2 separate regions of the Homo sapiens genome follow, and region 2 is linked to region 1. The links are chromatin loops, found by intact Hi-C in ENCODE. Cell type or tissue: Calu3. All regions are shown on one strand. Each heading gives the region's core, and the rest is flanking DNA. Links, peaks and the distances in the headings are about the cores only.

Region 1 (8,766 bases), core at 178-8,177:
GCAACCTCTGCCTCCCGGGTTCAAGCAATTCTCCTGCCTCAGCCTCTGGAGCAGCTGGGATTACAGGCACACACCACCATGCCCGGCTAATTTTTGTATTTTTAGTAGAGATAGGGTTTCACCATGTTGGCCAGGCTGATCTTGAACTCCTGACCTCAGGTGATCCATCTGCCTTGGTCTCCCAAAGTCCTGGGATTACAGGCATGAGTCACCACACCTGGCCTAACATATACATTTCTATATCACGGCCGTCATAAGAGGTTAATTTATGATTAACCCCAACTATTTTTTAAAGAACATCCCGAGCTAATCTTTACTTTAAAAAGAAACAATTATAAAACTTAAGAAAAAAAAAAACACAAAGTTTCAATCTACTGGTTTTTATAACAACTTAAGAGAAATGCTCAAAGTGGGGGCAGCAAATAGTACAGGGGTTTGGTGCATAGAATCTGGAGTCAGACTGCTTGGGGTTAAGCCCTAGCTCCATCTGTTTTCAGTGCATAGCTATGGGCAAGTTGCCTCTCTGTGCTTCAGTTCCCTCAATCAAATATAAATAATAGTGCCTACCTCCGAAGTATTTTGGGGACTTCTACACCTTAAGGGTAGCACTTATACAAGTACTTTTCGCATAGTTATGAGCTCAAATGTTAGCTATCATTAAAAAGACCTGAAAAATACAAGAGCTATAGAGAAATATATAAGGAAGTTCCTTTTGTTGCTTAGTGATATACCCTTCTATGCAGTTCCCCTAATGCATTAGGCATGATTGGTTTATAAAAGTTATTCTTGTAAAATTTGGAATTATTGCTAATAGTCTTGTCCTTTAAACATGCCCTTCCATTTCCATACCTTCTATAAAGGAATCATCAAGAATTTTGTCTCCATATAACCAGTATCTGAAATATTTAAAAGATGAAAATTAATTTTTTAGGCTAGATATTAATTTTGTCCTTGAAGAAGAAATGCAGTACTTCCTATTACTTACCGTAAACCTCTTGTGGCTAAAATGAATTCCCCTTTTTGCAGCTGTATTCGAGGCTCTTCGGTGCAGGGACTTGTGAAGAAGGTTTTGATTCCTTTATTCAGAGGGCAGCAGGCACCACTATAATCTTCTATTACTTTATAGCGAACCTGTCGTCAGTGATCAGAAGAAACCTTTAAATATTCACCCATGATATCTGAGTTTTAAGTCTGAATTTCAAATTTTAAAGCAAGATCCAAAATATCCAGTGACAAGCCTTCTAGTTCCCCTTCTAGGGGAACCTCCCAGTTCCCCATCCACCTAGTTCCCTGGGAGGCAACTAATGTTTCTAGTTCTCAAGGCTTTTCTTACTCCTCTTTTCAAGCCCATAGCTAAGAATTAGAGTTAGAGCAGGGCTAAGAACATTCTGCCATGATGGAAATGTTCTGTATGTGTAGTATCCAATGCAGCAGCACTTGACACATGTAGCTACTGAGTGAGCACTTACAATGTAGTGAATGCAAACAAGAAACTGAATTTTTAAATTGATTTAATTTTAACAAATTTAAATAAAACAGCCACATGTGGCTGGTGGCCATCATATCCAACAACATAGTTGTAAGGATAGGTTTCACATTAAGGAGCTGTATTGAGGATAATTATTTTCCTATGTTGGCAATATAAATGGACTAAATTCCTCCCAACCTCTAGTCCCAATTATTTAAATAAAAACAAAAGTTAACTGCATCAAATTTCAACAAATGTATTAAGGAATACTATTTAATAAAGGCCAACAATTGGTTTCTAGTCAGTCAATTAAAAAAACTGTATGGAAGTACAGAGCCTAACAAAAGAAAAAAAAATTACCACTGCAAAAGAAGTACTTACACTTCTGACTCTCTTATCTGCTTTTTGTTTCAACTGTTCTATCTGTTTGGAAGAAATAAAAAGAAAAAAATGAAGTCTCTTGTCTCAATGTTGAAAAATCGCCTTTCCTCATCAACTGTCAGAGTGATATGGCAAAACCCCAATTTTCCAGCATTTCAAGTTGCTGATAATTTAAAGGCCACAGGTTGTTTTAGCATGGAAAAAAAGGCCCTATGCTAAGAACCAGAGGCTGAGAGTGAGGTTTTCTTCTCGCTATTCACTCTCTAATGTCCTCATCTGTGTATATTCCTAGAGTGCTTACTGTGGCCCAGGGATCAGGGAGTATATTCTCCGCCCTCATGAAGCTTCTCAGGTGAAAACACTGAGATTCACTGATTCTGTAGAGACATGGCAGACAAACTACAAATGAATAATGAAGAACATTTAATAATGAAGTTGAATGAATAAAAGTCATCATAACTTAATTTGACATAGCTACTATTAAATAGCACTATATTAGATATAATAGGAGAAATAAAGATAACTCATGATCTCTGTCCTAGAATCTTATGAAGTTACAGATATAAGATAGCAGAATTAAATAAAAATATGAGACTTCATGAGCTACCATAGAGTAGTATGTGATTAAATGTCACATTCAGATGAGTCTATGGGGGTAGGTTAGACTTTATGGAAGAGGTAAGACTGGAACGAGTCTTAATAATTTTAGATAGAGTGGAGGTCATATAAGATGGAAAAAATTGTGGGCAAAGTTGGGTGACAGGAATGTATAAGGAATTCATATGCTACTGTAAGTTGGAAGGTAATTTTTGGCCAGATTTCATAAAACTATGTTAAGGGATCAGGACTTTATCTCACAGGTATAGAGAATTAAGGAGATATTGAAATAAAGGGAGATACATGATACAAGGAGTGCTTTAGAATTATTAGATTCATTTTGACATAGTGAAAACATTCATATTACTTATTTTACTACAAAATGTCACTTGAGTTGAGGGGGAGTTAAGGGAAAGAAGGCGAGGCAAAAAGGAAGGGCTATTTGAACAAAAATACTCACTGTTAAGCTGTATTGGTGACAGCCTTCTCTTACTGGCCACTCAAGTCCATCTCCTTCAGGGACCCCTGACCACGTAAATACCTGTTTAAAGTTCCTCCATCTACTTCCCATATCATATGGAAAAACAAAGACTTCATCTAGTTGATAATACTGAATTCGATCTTTAGCCTGTGGGTAACAAAGATATAAGATGGCAGGTGCCTCTGTCTAAGTGGCCTGCAGTAATATGTTATTGAGAACACTTATTTCTCAAGTTTCTAACATTCATAAAAATACTTCCTCCTTGCTGTAATATTAGTGTACATGGAAGCAATAGACAACTTCATCACAATATAGGAAGAACTTGATATAGAACACCAGCCTTGTATGTGATTACCTAGGAAATATCTGACAGGGTTTCTTTAGGAATAAGCACTCATAAAGGCTTATTAAAAGTTAGCTAACTTTATCTCATACATAAAAAGTCCTCAATGCTCCTAGTTGTTCAGCAATACAAAACAATTCAGGTATATAGAAGGGATGCAGATAAACAGATTCAGGAGAAAGGTAAAGGTTTATTCAGGATGGAACCGTTTTATTCAAGATAGAACTGTTTTGTGGGGTGCACCAGAATGTAACAGTTGTATCAGAGGGTAACAGTTATATCCTGGGTGGCAGTGATGCCCATGGGAATGACCAGGAAAGGTGTAACAGGAGAGCTGTTTTATGAAAAACATTTTTTAAAGCTAGCAGATATATACAGGAGATCTTCTTTCTTTTTTTATACTATCACACATGTACACATAACTCATTTATATATGCATTTATATGTACATGTTATGCATGTACATAACTATTCAGCTTGCATATATTCCAGGCATTTAAACTGTTAGCTTTAACTTGAGGAAATAAATTGGCTTTGGATTTCTTAAGTTCCACTGACACCTAGTGGTACAAAGATACATTATTTATTTTAACAATAAGTATACAAATCCCTTCAAATTTGTTGTATATAGTGTCTGGTAATTTCTATACATTTCCTATAAATTTAATATGGTCATTTGTTTGAATTTTTTACTCAGCAATAAAGTGCCCGTTCTGAAATAATTTCTAGTCTATGGCCATACCATTCAGCATACTCAATCTCATCTGAGGTAATTTCTAAATGTAGCATGGCGGTTTATAAGCAGCCTTGGTCATCCACAAAAACAAACAAAAAAATGTTAATCTAATGTCAATATATTTATTATGCTTATTAGAAATGATACTTTGAAATATTTGATTATCAGGGGACAATGTTTTATGGAAAATGTTGCAATTATTTGTTGAGTGATATTAAAGTTAACTATTTACTAAAATAATTATTAAGCTATAATGCATATGAATCTATTAAGTTATATAAATCCATCCTCCCCAGAAAGTAAAGAATAATTTCATTTTCTTTTTTATAAACACAGCTTCAGAGTCTTCAAAATGGACTGAATTTCAAAGAAAAGAGTTCTAGGCTATTTACAAAGAAAAACTGGTAAATATAAGAGAATTTATAAAATGACTAAGACATGTCTTTGCCTAACAGAAACACTCAATGAAGTTAGGATTCTATCAATATTGTGTGTTAAAAGGTGATGAAGGGGTGTGGTAGATGCTATGGGAAAAGGGAACAAAGGAAACAAAAAGTACTTAGCCAAGTCTAGGGAGTATCCAGGAAGGGTCCTTGGGAGAAACAATACCTTAACTAAGTCTTGAGAAGCAAGAAATCAGGCAAAAAGAGAGGGAAGAGCATTCTAGGCAGAGGGAACAACATGTGCAAGGATACAGAAGCATAAGATGTACAAACTATGAGTAATTTAGTATCAAGTGTGAGACAGGGTAGAGAAGGGTAGGAAATTAGGCTGGAGAAGTAGATAAAAAGAAGTCCGCCAGGTGCAGTGGCTCACGCCTGTAATCCCAGCACTTTGGGAGGCCAAGGCGGGTGGATTACTTGAGGTGAGGAGTTTGAGACCAGCCTGGCCAACATGGTGAAAGCCTGTCTCTACTAAAAATACAAAACTTAGCTGGGCATGGTGGCATACACCTTGTAATCCCAGCTACTTGGGAGGCTAAGGCAGGAGAATCACTTGAACCCAGGAAGTGGAGGTTGCAGCGAGCCAAGATTGTGCCACTGCACTCCAGCCTGGGCAACAGAGCGAGACTCCGTCGCCAGAAAACAAAAAAAGAAGTCATAAAAGGTCTTACTTATGTAGAAGCTAAGAAGCTCAGACTTCAACCTGTACATCAGTGGTTCTCAAAGCATGCTTTATAGATCACTTTGAGTATTCAGGACTTTTTCTTGCTGGTCAGCAAGGCCAAGCTATTTTCATAATAATACTGAAATGTTATTTGTCTTTTTGTTGCATTGACATTTGCAATGGTGAATAAAACTGTTGGCATCTTAGCAAAAACCAAGGCAGTGGCACCAAACTGTGTTGGTAGTCATTATGAGCAATTCCATGTAAGAATGTCCTTGATGAAGCAGTAAAAATTGTTTTTAAATATTAAATCTCAACTCTCAAGGAGATGTCCTTTATTTTTAACAGTCTGTGTGACAAAATGAGAAGTATACATAAAGCGTGCCCAAGTAGAATGATCATCTCAAGGAAAATAGTTGTTAAGCTGTAAGCTAACAAAAGCTGTAGAGCCAGCTTTTTTAATGTAACACTATTCTTATTTGAAAGAATGAGTAATATAGCAAACTAAGGTTATTCAGACTTCAGGACTTGGTGAACATTTTCTCAAAAACGAACAGTCAGGCAGTCACTTCAAGGGAAATGACTGACAGTATGGGTTAATAGTAAAAAATTAAGGCTTTCAAATGTATACTAGAATTACAAAAAAAAAAACCTTGTATCTACCACTGTGAGCCTGACAGCTTTCCAATACTTAAGGATTTTTTCTCATAAAAATGATATATTGATATACGTGAATGCAATTTTGGGATATTGTATAATGAAAGGTGTTTAACGTTTGCAAAATCTACATAACACAGTAAACTAGTATTTGCCAAATGACCGATGCCTGATGTTACATAAAACCACATACTGGTAAAAGATTAATTCAAAGAGCAAGATAGACTGATGAGTTTTAAAATAAAAAGGTATAAAAATCTTATTGATAAGAAATATCACTTGTCAAGTTTTCAATGTAATACGGAAGAACATCCACTATTATCATGTAAAAGGCCTATTAAAATATTCTATCCTTTTCTACCTACTTATCTGTGTGAGGCTAGATCTTCACATACTTCAATCGAAGCAACATATCTCAACAGACTGAATGCAGAAGTGAGAATCCAACCATCTTCTCTTAAGTCAAAGATACTAAAGAGATTTGTAAAGATATAAAACGATGCTATTCTTCTCCCTATTTTGTAATTTGGAAATTGTGAATATTCCCCTGTGGCAACAATCAGCTTGGTCTGCCAGGCAATTCTTTGGTATACAGGCTTGCTCCCCTTCATGGACGTTATCTGCCCAGACCCTGCAGGTATTTGGGTTTCAACCCCTGCCACAGGAATGGTGAGGCTCTGAGAAGTTTTAAACACAGAGCAGGGTAGTCAGATTTGTGTTTCATGCTAGAATCACAATGGACAGTATGAAGTATTGGACATTGTGAGGTCTGTGACAAGCAAAATGTTAGGAGCTTCATTGAATGTCTAAAACACTGAGAAAAACCTGATGGCAGTTTGGTAGGGTGGAAGCTCCTTTCCAAATGGGCTGCTTTCTCCTCTAGTCTAAGAGACAACAAACAGATGGTTTGACGTGTGGCTTAGGCCTCTGCGACCACTCAGGGTGTATGAGAAGCACCTTTCTGTGGGAGTTACAGAATGAACAAAAATGTTTCCTATATTCACCTTTTATGTGGCATGCAAATGACTTACGGTAGCCATTTGGCAGCCATGTTTTCACTTTTAGGCACTTTTCGTTAATCCGGTCTAATAACAGACTTTATTAATATTCAGGACTTTACCAGTCCTTTATTAATATACTTTTTTAATATTGAAGAAACAATTATTAAAATTTACCTTCTCTTCAATCCATGACTCAATAGAAGTTTTGTTTCTGAGAATTATTTTCATCTGGAAATTAAATGATAGTAAAATTTAATAATGCGACCTTGGTTCCTTTAAGATTATCATATTCATAATTCTCTGAGATAGCTTTTATTACTCCATTCCATAGACAAAGATACCAAGGATAACAGAGGTTAAGTACCACAATTACCATGTCATCCGTCTGACTCCAAAGTCCTTGTTCTTAACTACTGCACCACGGTACCTCTCCGTAACAATGATTACACCCATCCATAATCAAATCTGAATCTAGTATGTTAATCAAACTTTATGTCATAAGTACTATTTTCAGAGCAAGGTTTAATAAAACATTGATATAATCCATTTAATCAGTGCTTACTTATAATTTGCTATTAAAATCTTTTATCACTATTTTTAACTAACTTTAAATTTACGATTAATCTATTTATGAGAAGTAACAGTGACTCATTTCAGTCAACCTCAATATTTCACTTGCCTTAAAAATAATGAATGTATTCAGTCTTTATTCTATTATTTGATTTTCCTAGATATGACTGATTCCACATATATAGGCTTTTATATTATAGGATCTTAGTTTATTTCTAATATGATTCTAAATTAGAGGCATTGGGGAAAATTTTTCAAAGAATTTGGTCCCAGGCTAGTAGACGATAATAAAGTATAAACAAAACCAGATTATTTTAAAACCAAGAGTTCCCTTAAAGTCTGGCTGTGCCTTCAGAGAGACAGTGTAGTATGTTAGAAACAGCCTTGGTGGAGGCTGCAATAAGCCGAGATCGTGCCATTGCACTCCAGCCTGGGCCAACAGAGCCAGGCTCTGTCACAAACAAACAAACAAACAAACAACAATAAAAAAATAAACAGCCTTGGCCCAGGAGTCCTCATCATATTCCAAGGGCCTAGCATAATACCTGGCCCACAGTAGGCCTTCAATGAATGAATGAATGAATTACGTGAATGCAATAAGTCATAAGAATGGTTTTTGGGCCGGGCACAGTGGCTCACACCTGTAATCCCAGCACTTTGGGAGGCTGAGGTGGGTGGATCACAAGGTCAGGAGTTCAAGACCAGCCTGGCCAAGATGGTGAAACCCCGTCTCCACTAAAAACACAAAAATTAACCGGGTGTGGTGGCAGGTACCTGTAATCCCAGCTACTTGGCAGGCTGAGGCAGAGAACTGCTTAAACCCGGAAGGCGGAGGTTGCAGTGAGCTGAGTTCACGCCATTGTTCTCTAGCCTGGGTGACAGAGTGAGACTCCGTCTAAAAAAAAAAAAAAAAAAAAAAAAAAAAAAAAAAAAAAAAAGAATGAAAAAGAATGGTTTTTGGTCCCTTCAGAGCCAGGTCCTCCTCCTCTGTGTTCTCATAGCACTGTGCACATAAATCTATGATGTACATATGGCCCTGTATTAGTTAACTGTTTAATATTAACTGTCAGTTCCTAAGGGCAGCTACCTCTTCATTATCATTTATGCAGCCTTAGAAATTAGCAAAGTGATTCATCAGAGTAGGCTTTAAATAGCATCTTTATCATAGGGCTGTTATGGAGATTAAATGAGCTAATACATGTAAAGTGCCTAAAACAGTGCCTTACACATAATAAGTGCTCAATAAATGTTAGCTATATTATGATTACTATTATTAAATATATACTATTATAAAATAACATTAGTGTTTACCAAGTACATGAATGGGTGACATTGGGTAAGTCACTTAACCTTTTTGAGAATCAATGAATTAATCATCTGTCGGGAAGGGAAAATGTTTACCAAGTACATGAATGGGTGACATTG
Region 2 (8,766 bases), core at 483-8,482, 100 kb before region 1:
CTCACGCCTGGAATCTCAGCAGTTTGGGAGGCCGAGGTGGGTGGATCACAACGTCAGGAGTTCAAGACCAGCCTGACCAATATGGTGAAACCCCCTCTACTAAAAATACAAAAATTAGCCAGGCATGGTGTCCGCGCCTGTAATCCTAGCTACTTGGGAGGCCAAGGCAGGAGAATCACTTGAACTCGGGAGGCAGAGTTTGCAGTGAGCCAAGATTGTGCCACTGCACTCCAGCCTGGGCGACAAAGCGAGACTCTGTCTCAAAAAAAAAAAACCAAAAAAAAAAACAGTTAATAAAGGAATTATTTAGACACTTAGTGAGTGTATGGGAGTCCTCGGTAAGGTCTTCCTTTAAATGGAAAGCAGCCCGTCAGGCCTCTGAGCCAAAGCTCAGCCATTGTAACCCATGTGACCTGCACATGTATGTCCAGATGGCCTGCAGGAGCCAAGAAGTCTGGAGTAGCTGGAACACCACAAAGAAGTGAAACAGCCAGTTCCTGCCTTAACTAATTAACCCACCTTATGACATTCTACCATTATGACTTGTTCCTACCCTGCCCCAACTGATCAATTGACCCTGTGACTTTCTTCTTCTGGACAATGAGTCTTATGATCTCCCCACCATACACCTTGTGACCCCCTCCCCTGCTAACAATAGATAACCACCTCTAACTGTAACTTTCCACTGCCTACCCCAGTTCTATAAAGCTACCCCTCTCCTACCTCCCTTCACTGACTCTCTTTTTGGACTCAGCCCACTTGCATCCAAGTGAATAAACAGCCTTGTTGCTCACACAAAGCCTGTTTAGGTGGTCTTCTATACGGACACGTGTGATAGCCCCCAAATCATTTTCTTTTCTAACAAAGAGCAGCCTGTAAAATCAAGCTGCAGACATAGAAAGGCAGGCTAGAAGCTTGCATGGGTGAATGCCTGCAGTTGTGCTAATAGGAAAGGGGCTACCTAGGGACTAGACATGTTCAGATAGGGGCTCCATCGTCCCTTTTCTTTGTAAACCACACGTACGGTAAGCAGTAGGCAACATGGCGCCAGGCAGGCAAAGATTTCATTTGCATAATAGAAGATTAAGGTGGGGAAGCCAGCTTCATCGCTGGCTATGTAAATGTCACACCTGGTCCAACCAATCTTTGGGCCCTATGTAAATCAGACACTGCCTCCTCAAGCCAGTCTATAAAATCTGGTGCACTTCGCTGTGGGCCCCCTCTCTCTCATAAGAGAGGGAGCTATTCTCCTTTCTCTTTCTTTTGCTTATTAAAACTGTGCTCCTAAACCCATTTCTTGGGTGTCGTGAGTACTCAATTTCCTTGGCGTGATACCATGAACCTCGGGTATTCACCCCAGACAACAAGCAGCTTCACCAGCACAGGGGTGCATCTCTTCCTCCAGCAGTGCTGACAGGCCAAGTAACTATCCCACCTGAGCCAGAGCCCTGAGGCCAATATTGCATTAGAAATATGGGATAAGGGCCAGGCACGGTGGCTCATGCCTGTAATCCCAGCACTCTGGGAGGCCGAGGTGGGCGGATCAAGAGGTCAGGAGTTCAAGACTAGCCTGACCAACATGGTGAAACCCTGTCTCTACTAAAAATACAAAAATTAGCCTGGCATGGTGGCACGTGCCTGTAATCCCAGCTACTCAGGAGGCTGAGGCAGGAGAATCGCTTGAACCCAGGAGGTGGAGGTTGCAGTGAGCTGAGATCATGCCATTGCACTCCAGCCTGGGCGACAGAGTGAGACTCTGTCTCAAAAAAAAAAAAAAAAAAAATGGGATAGGGGCTGGGCGGCTCATGCCTATAATCCCAGCATTCTGGGAGGCTGAGGCAGGTGGATCACTCAAGGTCAGGAGTTCAAGACCAGCCTGCCCAACATGGTGAAACCCCATCTCCACTAAAAATATAAAAATTTGCTGGACGTGGTGGTGGGTGCCTGTAATTCCAGGTACTCTGGAGGCTGAGGCATGAGAATCAGAATCACTTGAACCCAGAAGGCAGAGGTTGCAGTGAGCCTAGATCCCGACACTGCACTCCAGCCTGGGCAAGAAAGTGAGGCTCCATCTCAAAAAATAAATAACAACAACAACAAAGAAATATGAGATAATACCGAAAACATCCAGGAGAATGGATACATGCCCCCACCCCTGCCCCAATCACTCTCCACCCCCTACCCCATGTTCCTTTATCAAAATGCCTTATTTGTTTTTAGATGGTAACATTGAATCACATTTTGAAACTGCCGCCCACTCAACTGGACCGGGAGGGGCCTGGCTGGGGCTGCCTCTGGGACTTCCCCAGGGAGGCTCCAATAGGCTAAGGTCCAAGCTTGAAATCAGGTGAGACCTGTGTCTGATCCAGAGTTCTCTGATTCCAGCAGGAGACCTCTCCATTCAACAGGAATGTCCCTGATACACACAAGGTTTTTTTCTGCTTTCCTCCTGCCTTTGCTAGTGCCATGCCTACCCCAAGTATGAGATATTTTACAGTCAACGATTTTATATTATAGGATTTTAACAGAGCTCCTTCCATTAGGGTGAAAATGACATGCTGAGGGGCGCTTGGAATTCTGGGTGTGCATTCCTCTCCAAGAGATGGCATGCATGTCTTTATTTTCTATCTTGATGGAAATGTATGATTTTTATGTATATTATCAGAGAGCAAATAGAGCTATGAAAGGATTTATTATTTACATGCCAGATTTTATGCACTTTTGGCAGCTCTGAGACAGGAATAACAGGAGTGGCTGCAGGAGAACAGAAAATTCCAGGCAGTTACACATGACTAGCAAAAAGGAACTGAAATAGCTGCATAAGCCATTATTTTCAGGGCTGACAAGACCCTGAAAAGAACAGGGTGTGGGCCAAGCCAGCTAAGACCAATTGGATCCAACATGGTGCTGGATTTGACCCAAGTTTCACCTGGGACCTTATTATAAGCTCATTAACATACTAGGTCACACACCCACCAGTGCCACAACAGTCCCAGGAACAGCCATATTTAATGTAAAAATGGGTAACATCACAGTTCCCAGAAATCTCCACCTTTTTCCAGGAATCCTCATGAATGTTCTACCCCTTGGTTAAAGAAACTCATGAAGGTAGAAGCCCCAAATTCCATTGCGTGACTCTCTCTCAAGTCTGCCCGCACTCCCCTTTCCTGAGTGTGTACTCTTCACTTTGCAGTAAATCTCCATACTTTCACTACTTTCTGATTTATCCTTGAATTCCTTCTCACAGTGGTGTTAAGAGCTTGCACACTGGCTGGGGTCAAGGTCCCACCAGCATTTGGGGACCTCCCCTAGCCCACCAGTATCAGTTCAATCATCTGTCTGTTAGCTACATTTCTTGCCCTACTGGAAATTCCTGGGTGGCAGACAGCACTCCTACCTCTGGGCCCTATATCTGTACTCTCTGGTACTTAGCAGGAAGGAAGCATCGCATGGAAGAGCAAACACAGCCTTTGGAGACAGACTGGCTACAAATCCCAATCTGCGTCTTACCAGCTGGGCAGATGACTTCACCTCACTAAGCCTCACTTTTTCCCTCTTGGAAATGGAGATCATGTTACTCCAATATTACTACTATTGGAGTTAAAAATGAATTAATAATGGAGTTAATTGCTAATTATTGAGATCACTGTCCAATAAAAACATAATACAAGCCACATGTGTATTTTTACATTTTTAGCAGCCATGTTATAAACCAAACAGGTGAAATGTATTTTATAATGTTTTATTTAACCCAATGTATTGAAAAATCTTATTTCAGCAAGTAATCAACATAAATATATTAGCAAGATATTTTATATTTTTTTTTTGCTAAGTCTACAAAATTCAGTACAAACTTTATAGCACATCTCAAATTGAACTAGCTACAATTGCAGTGCTCATTATCCACATGTGGCTGGTGGCTATCATATTTGGACAGTGCAGACTTGCCCCATAGGAGTGTTGGGGAAATTAAAACAAGAATATGTACTTCTTTTAGCACCAGTAATAGAATTATCTATGATCGTGATAATACTATTGCTACTACTAACAATCAACATTTACTGGACGCCTGTTACAGGGAAGGCATGGCACTAAGCATTTTGCATACATTAGTCCTCACACAACCCTATGAGTCAGGTACTGATGTTATCTTTACACACAGGAAAACTGAGGCCCAGGGTTGTTAAGGTCACCTGGCCAGTAAGTGGCAGTCAGGGTTCAAACTTCAACGACAACTTCTTTGCTGAATTGTCCTTCATCCTCTTAATCCATCAAGACTTCTCTTATTTAGACATGAAGGCCTATTTGTAACTCAAGAAGAGTATTATACTCTCCAAACTCCTTCCCAGGCTTGCCCAACTGGGTTGAACTTTTTGGGGACAGGACAATGAGGCTCATTCGTCTGTGCCTCCTACGCCCAGAATCGGGTCTGATCCAAATTAGGCGCTTGATCAATATATGTTTGTTGCCTTGAAATGTCTATGGCATCTCAGAGTCTCTCTGATACCTGATATAGAGGAGGTGCTGATCAAATAGACATAGAGAGACTTGTTTCCAAACTACAATCGCCCCCACGGAGCTTGGCCCAATGCCCAGACCCATGGCAAGGCTCTAAGAGTACAGTACATTTTCTGTTACTCGCAGTCCCCTTTCAAAGAACATTGGCAGAGTAATTAACCTCAAAGGGCCTACCTGTGCCTTGATCTAGCCTATTGTGTCATCAGTAGTGGCCCTACATGATCCCAGAATGTGCACACTCCATCTCAGGAGGTAATGATCCTTCCAAAGCAAAATGCCAAGCTGTCCTCTGTTTTCCTGGCACAGAGTAGAGGGTAGACTCAGTGAGCTAGAGTAGGTGATGACCACCAGGGAGCTCTTCCCCTTCAAAGTGCCATGCCCACCTGCCATAGCGTTTTTCCAGAGAAACCTTTGGGTTAATGCTTCTTGAAATCTGATGCCTACACTAAAAAGGTCAAATCTGTTAGTCATTCATGGCTTGGTGAGAACTTACTTACTAGCTTACTCTTCACTTCCAATATAAATGATGTTGGCTGTTTTGATGGGGGCAGGAGGCAGATAATTAGAGTCCAGAATACTTCTTTGTGCTCGGTGGGAAGAGAAGGAATAAGTGGGTGAAGGGAAGGAGAGAAGATCCCAGGGTAGGAAAAGATGCCAATGTCGCATCCTCCCAGTTTATAACCACTGCCACTTAAAGAATTTTATATGTACATCTCCAGACTATTTTTTTCCCTAGCTTTTAAGCCATCCAAAGCTGGAAACAAGTCCTTTCTTCCTACAAAAGTGACCAGAGTAGGATAGACTCTTAACAGATGCTCAATAAAATTTTAATGAAATAATAACAGTGGTGGTCCAGGGTTGCCCATGAAGACCCAATCACAGAGACGCTTCTGCCTATTGACCTTGCTTTATAACAATCTGCTGGCTTCCTGCTAAAGCCTAGGAAATCAAAGTCTCACAGAGATATGGGACTCAGCTCCCTAGAAACAAAAAGCAATAAAATCCTTGTTGAAGGAAAGCCGTTAGACTTCAATTGGGCCAGCCTCATTCATTCTACCTACGTGGAGGTCAAGGTCTAGAGAGGGGAAGTGGCCTGGCAAAATCACTCAATAAGTCAGTGGCCCATTAATCCAGGAGGGCACAGCTTGTGTTTCATCCTTTTTGCCCTCTCAACACCCAGATGAGTCTTCCCCACAGGAGTCTGTTGGTTGATTGATGGTTGGACTAATGACTAGCAGTGGACCACCACCCTTCACCGTGCTGCCCATGACTGAGAGGTTTCCTCACCGGACTGACTCCCAGGTCACTGGCTTTGTCGCTTCTGGTGGTAAAAGTATAGGCAGCAAGCTTAAGAAAGAACAGCTGGATTTAGCGCAGGTGGGAGACAGCAGCCTCAGGATGCTGGTCCACACTGACATGGCTCGCCCCACAGCGAATCTCCTCCCTCTCCTGCCCTCTCCATCCCTCATCACCAGCTTATACCTAGGGCATGGCCCTTCAAGACAGTGTCACCTTGGGCTTTGGATCCAGCTGCCACTTCTCAGTATTTCCACTGCCTTCCTGGCAACAGGCAGGAATTGGTCTCTCTCCAACTCCCTCTGAATTACACGCCCCCCCAGCCCCTAATTGGCTTCTAGTTGTGAGACTGACTTCTCCCTGTGGTAAAACACAAAAGCAAGCTCTAGTGCTTCCTACTGAGAGGCAGTATGGTACAGTGGTTAAGGGTATAGGACTTGAAAATGCCTGGGTTTGAATCCTAACTCTAGTATTTCATAGCCATGAGACTTCAGGAAGGTCATAGGAACTTTCTGTGCTTTGTGTTTTTTTAATCTGTAAAATAAAAGTAACAATAGATCTACCTTACATTCTTGTGAGAATTCAATAAATTAATATATACAAAGTACTGGAAAGTGCCTGGCCCAAAGTAGGCACTCTATATATTTTAGTGTTACTATTATTCCCTTCTTTGCAGCCACCATAGTCCCCTGTGCCAAAGCAAAGATTCTACCTCCTCAGATCAGAATCTATGGCCCAACTCTTAGGTCAGCAGCTATGTGGTTAATGTGGCATCCCCATTTCCTAGGGAAAGAAATCAGGGGCTGAAGAGCAGGGAAGAATATCAGGAATCACTTCCCCCAGTCCAATTTACAACCTAGTGATGAGATACCCTTTGAGATAGAAAGTTCTACCCTACAATGTAAATACTCTGCTCTTTTCTGATTGGGTAAACTTAGCATCCATTCCAACTTTAGCATAAAATACTTTCCTCTCTATATATTTATCTGTAATCAGGGAAGAAGAAAAGAAAAAATCAGATAGAAGTGATAGATTTTAGAGCTGGAATCACTCTGAAGAGGAGATCTGAAGAGGTCTAACATTTTCAAGAAAAATTACAGTTTATTTCAAGACACAGCAACTCAAAAACACTATCATATTCATTCTTTGGTAAGTTTGTGTTATACTTACATTGACTATGTCGTATGCAAATGAGAGTTTGAATATCCAATCCATTTCATGATCCGAGTTTCTCAAAACATCCTGAAAAACTCAGTAATTCAAAAGATTCCTAGTGACTCAACCTGAAGCACAGTGAGCTTTAACAATTGAACAGATTTGACTCTAATATAGCTTATATTTTTGGCCAGAACTAACGCAATGTGGGGCAGAAAACATTAAACCTAATAACTGGAAATCTTCCCAGGAGATACCATAACCTGACTCAATATTGAGAATGCATGCAGTCTCGAGTTTTACAAACACTTCCTTGTTCCTGACAGAAAGCTGTCGTCACATACCATAATAGGATGGGTCCAGGAACAACAGTTCAAGAGTAGCCATAACATCCTAAGAGAAGAAACCAAGCTCAGTTTTCCCCCAGAACAAAAGAAGCAGACATTTGGCTAATTTGATTCCCAGAAGGTAGCCTGACAAGATAGTTCAGGTCTTGCAACTAGAACAGAGAGGAACTGACCTTGGATGAATAGCAGAGGGCACTGAGAAACTTCTTTATTATCTACCACTAATCAAACCTAAGGAGCATTTTACTGTTTTGCTTATCTTAAGACTTCCTTTTTTGCAATACTGGGTGACAATGCAGATGTTAGGTGGTTCGGTGCAAATACCAAAGAAGGGAACAATGCTCTCGTGCCTTAATTCACCCATCTGGAAATAATCATGGTTACAATAGCTCATGTATAGAGTGTGTCTCTATGTCCAGGACCATGCTATGTGCTTTGCATATTTTCAGTCAATTCTTATAAAGACCTTGTTAGATAAGAACTGTTACAGATCCCATTTTACAAATAAGGGAACTGCCACTGAAAGGTAAGGTAAAGTAACACCTACAAGTGGCAGAGCTGGGAGGTAAACCCAGGAAGTCTGTCTGCAGCAAATAAATCAGAGGAACGATCAAAGTCTAACCTCACGCACGGTGATTAACTCAACCACGTCACAGTAAATGGACTCAGCCCTGCTTCCATGCTTATGGCTGTCAATGCCAATGTGGGGCCCACAACAGATCACAGAGAAGGAGCAGGAAGTCAGGCCCATGAAACTGACTCCCTCCAAGTACCAGGTTCAAGGCTGGTAGGTAGGCAAGCAGCCATCACAGACACAGAGGATGAAGAGCCAGAATCAAGGCCAGAAAGAATGATGGGGAAAAAAACAGAGGTAGGAATGATCCCAGGCTTCAGGTGCCTGGGAGAGGCTAGAGGTCTGAGATTCAAAGCCTGGGCTGTCGAGGGGAGGGAGAGATGGGTCACGTTAAGGGAAGCAGCCTCCCATCTCTGCTCCTTTGGAACCAGGGAGCTGGCAGAGGAGGGGCAGAGAGCATCACTGCTTTGTCTCTCCACTGACCCTGGGCAGGGGGCCTCACCAGCTGTATTTCCTGTAGCACAATCGGCTTCCTAACCCAGGCTTCTGCTTGGTCACCAACGTAACGGATGGCCACATGGTTTCCCTAGAATCAAAGAAAAAGTGGAATGTTCTTAACTCAGAATGAACCAGAAAAAGCTCCACTTAGGGCTAGGGAGGGGAGAAAAAAAGCTGGAAAGAAATGCACCTAGGAGCCAATCATCAAGCTCCTCACTGCCCAAATCAACCCCTTCGGTGGCCCTGTGCATGGCCAGGCACTGAGCTAGCTGCTTAACACTAAGATCTCCTTTAACTGGCATCACAGTCCTGTGAGGTAGGTATGATTGGCCCATTTCCAGATGGGATTGTTGAGGTTACGTAACTTGCCCAAGTTGC

The links. Peaks named below come from ENCODE experiments on the same cell type or tissue, not always from the same donor. Only the 100,000 strongest peaks of a DNase experiment are listed, where the experiment ranks them.
Region 2: a loop joins it to region 1, with 4 times the contacts of the local background. A loop is called at or near these places in 12 of 110 quality-filtered maps.

The regions. Positions count from the first base shown.
Region 1 is chr10:112,431,391-112,440,156 of GRCh38, forward strand. ZDHHC6 (zDHHC palmitoyltransferase 6) reads right to left here. Exons shown (of 11, transcript NM_022494.3): 6 at 6,946-6,999; 7 at 2,907-3,074; 8 at 1,850-1,891; 9 at 986-1,131; 10 at 850-896. Among named protein-coding and RNA genes, the nearest start is that of ZDHHC6, 11 kb to the right of the region's middle. In Calu3, for the core only: a CTCF peak has its summit at 3,818 (motif pointing left); no DNase peak of the experiment used is centred there.
Region 2 is chr10:112,328,054-112,336,819 of GRCh38, forward strand. It overlaps the pseudogene GUCY2GP. Among named protein-coding and RNA genes, the nearest start is that of MIR6715B, 33 kb to the left of the region's middle. In Calu3, for the core only: no CTCF peak of the experiment used is centred there; DNase peaks (open chromatin) are centred at 4,578 and 7,968.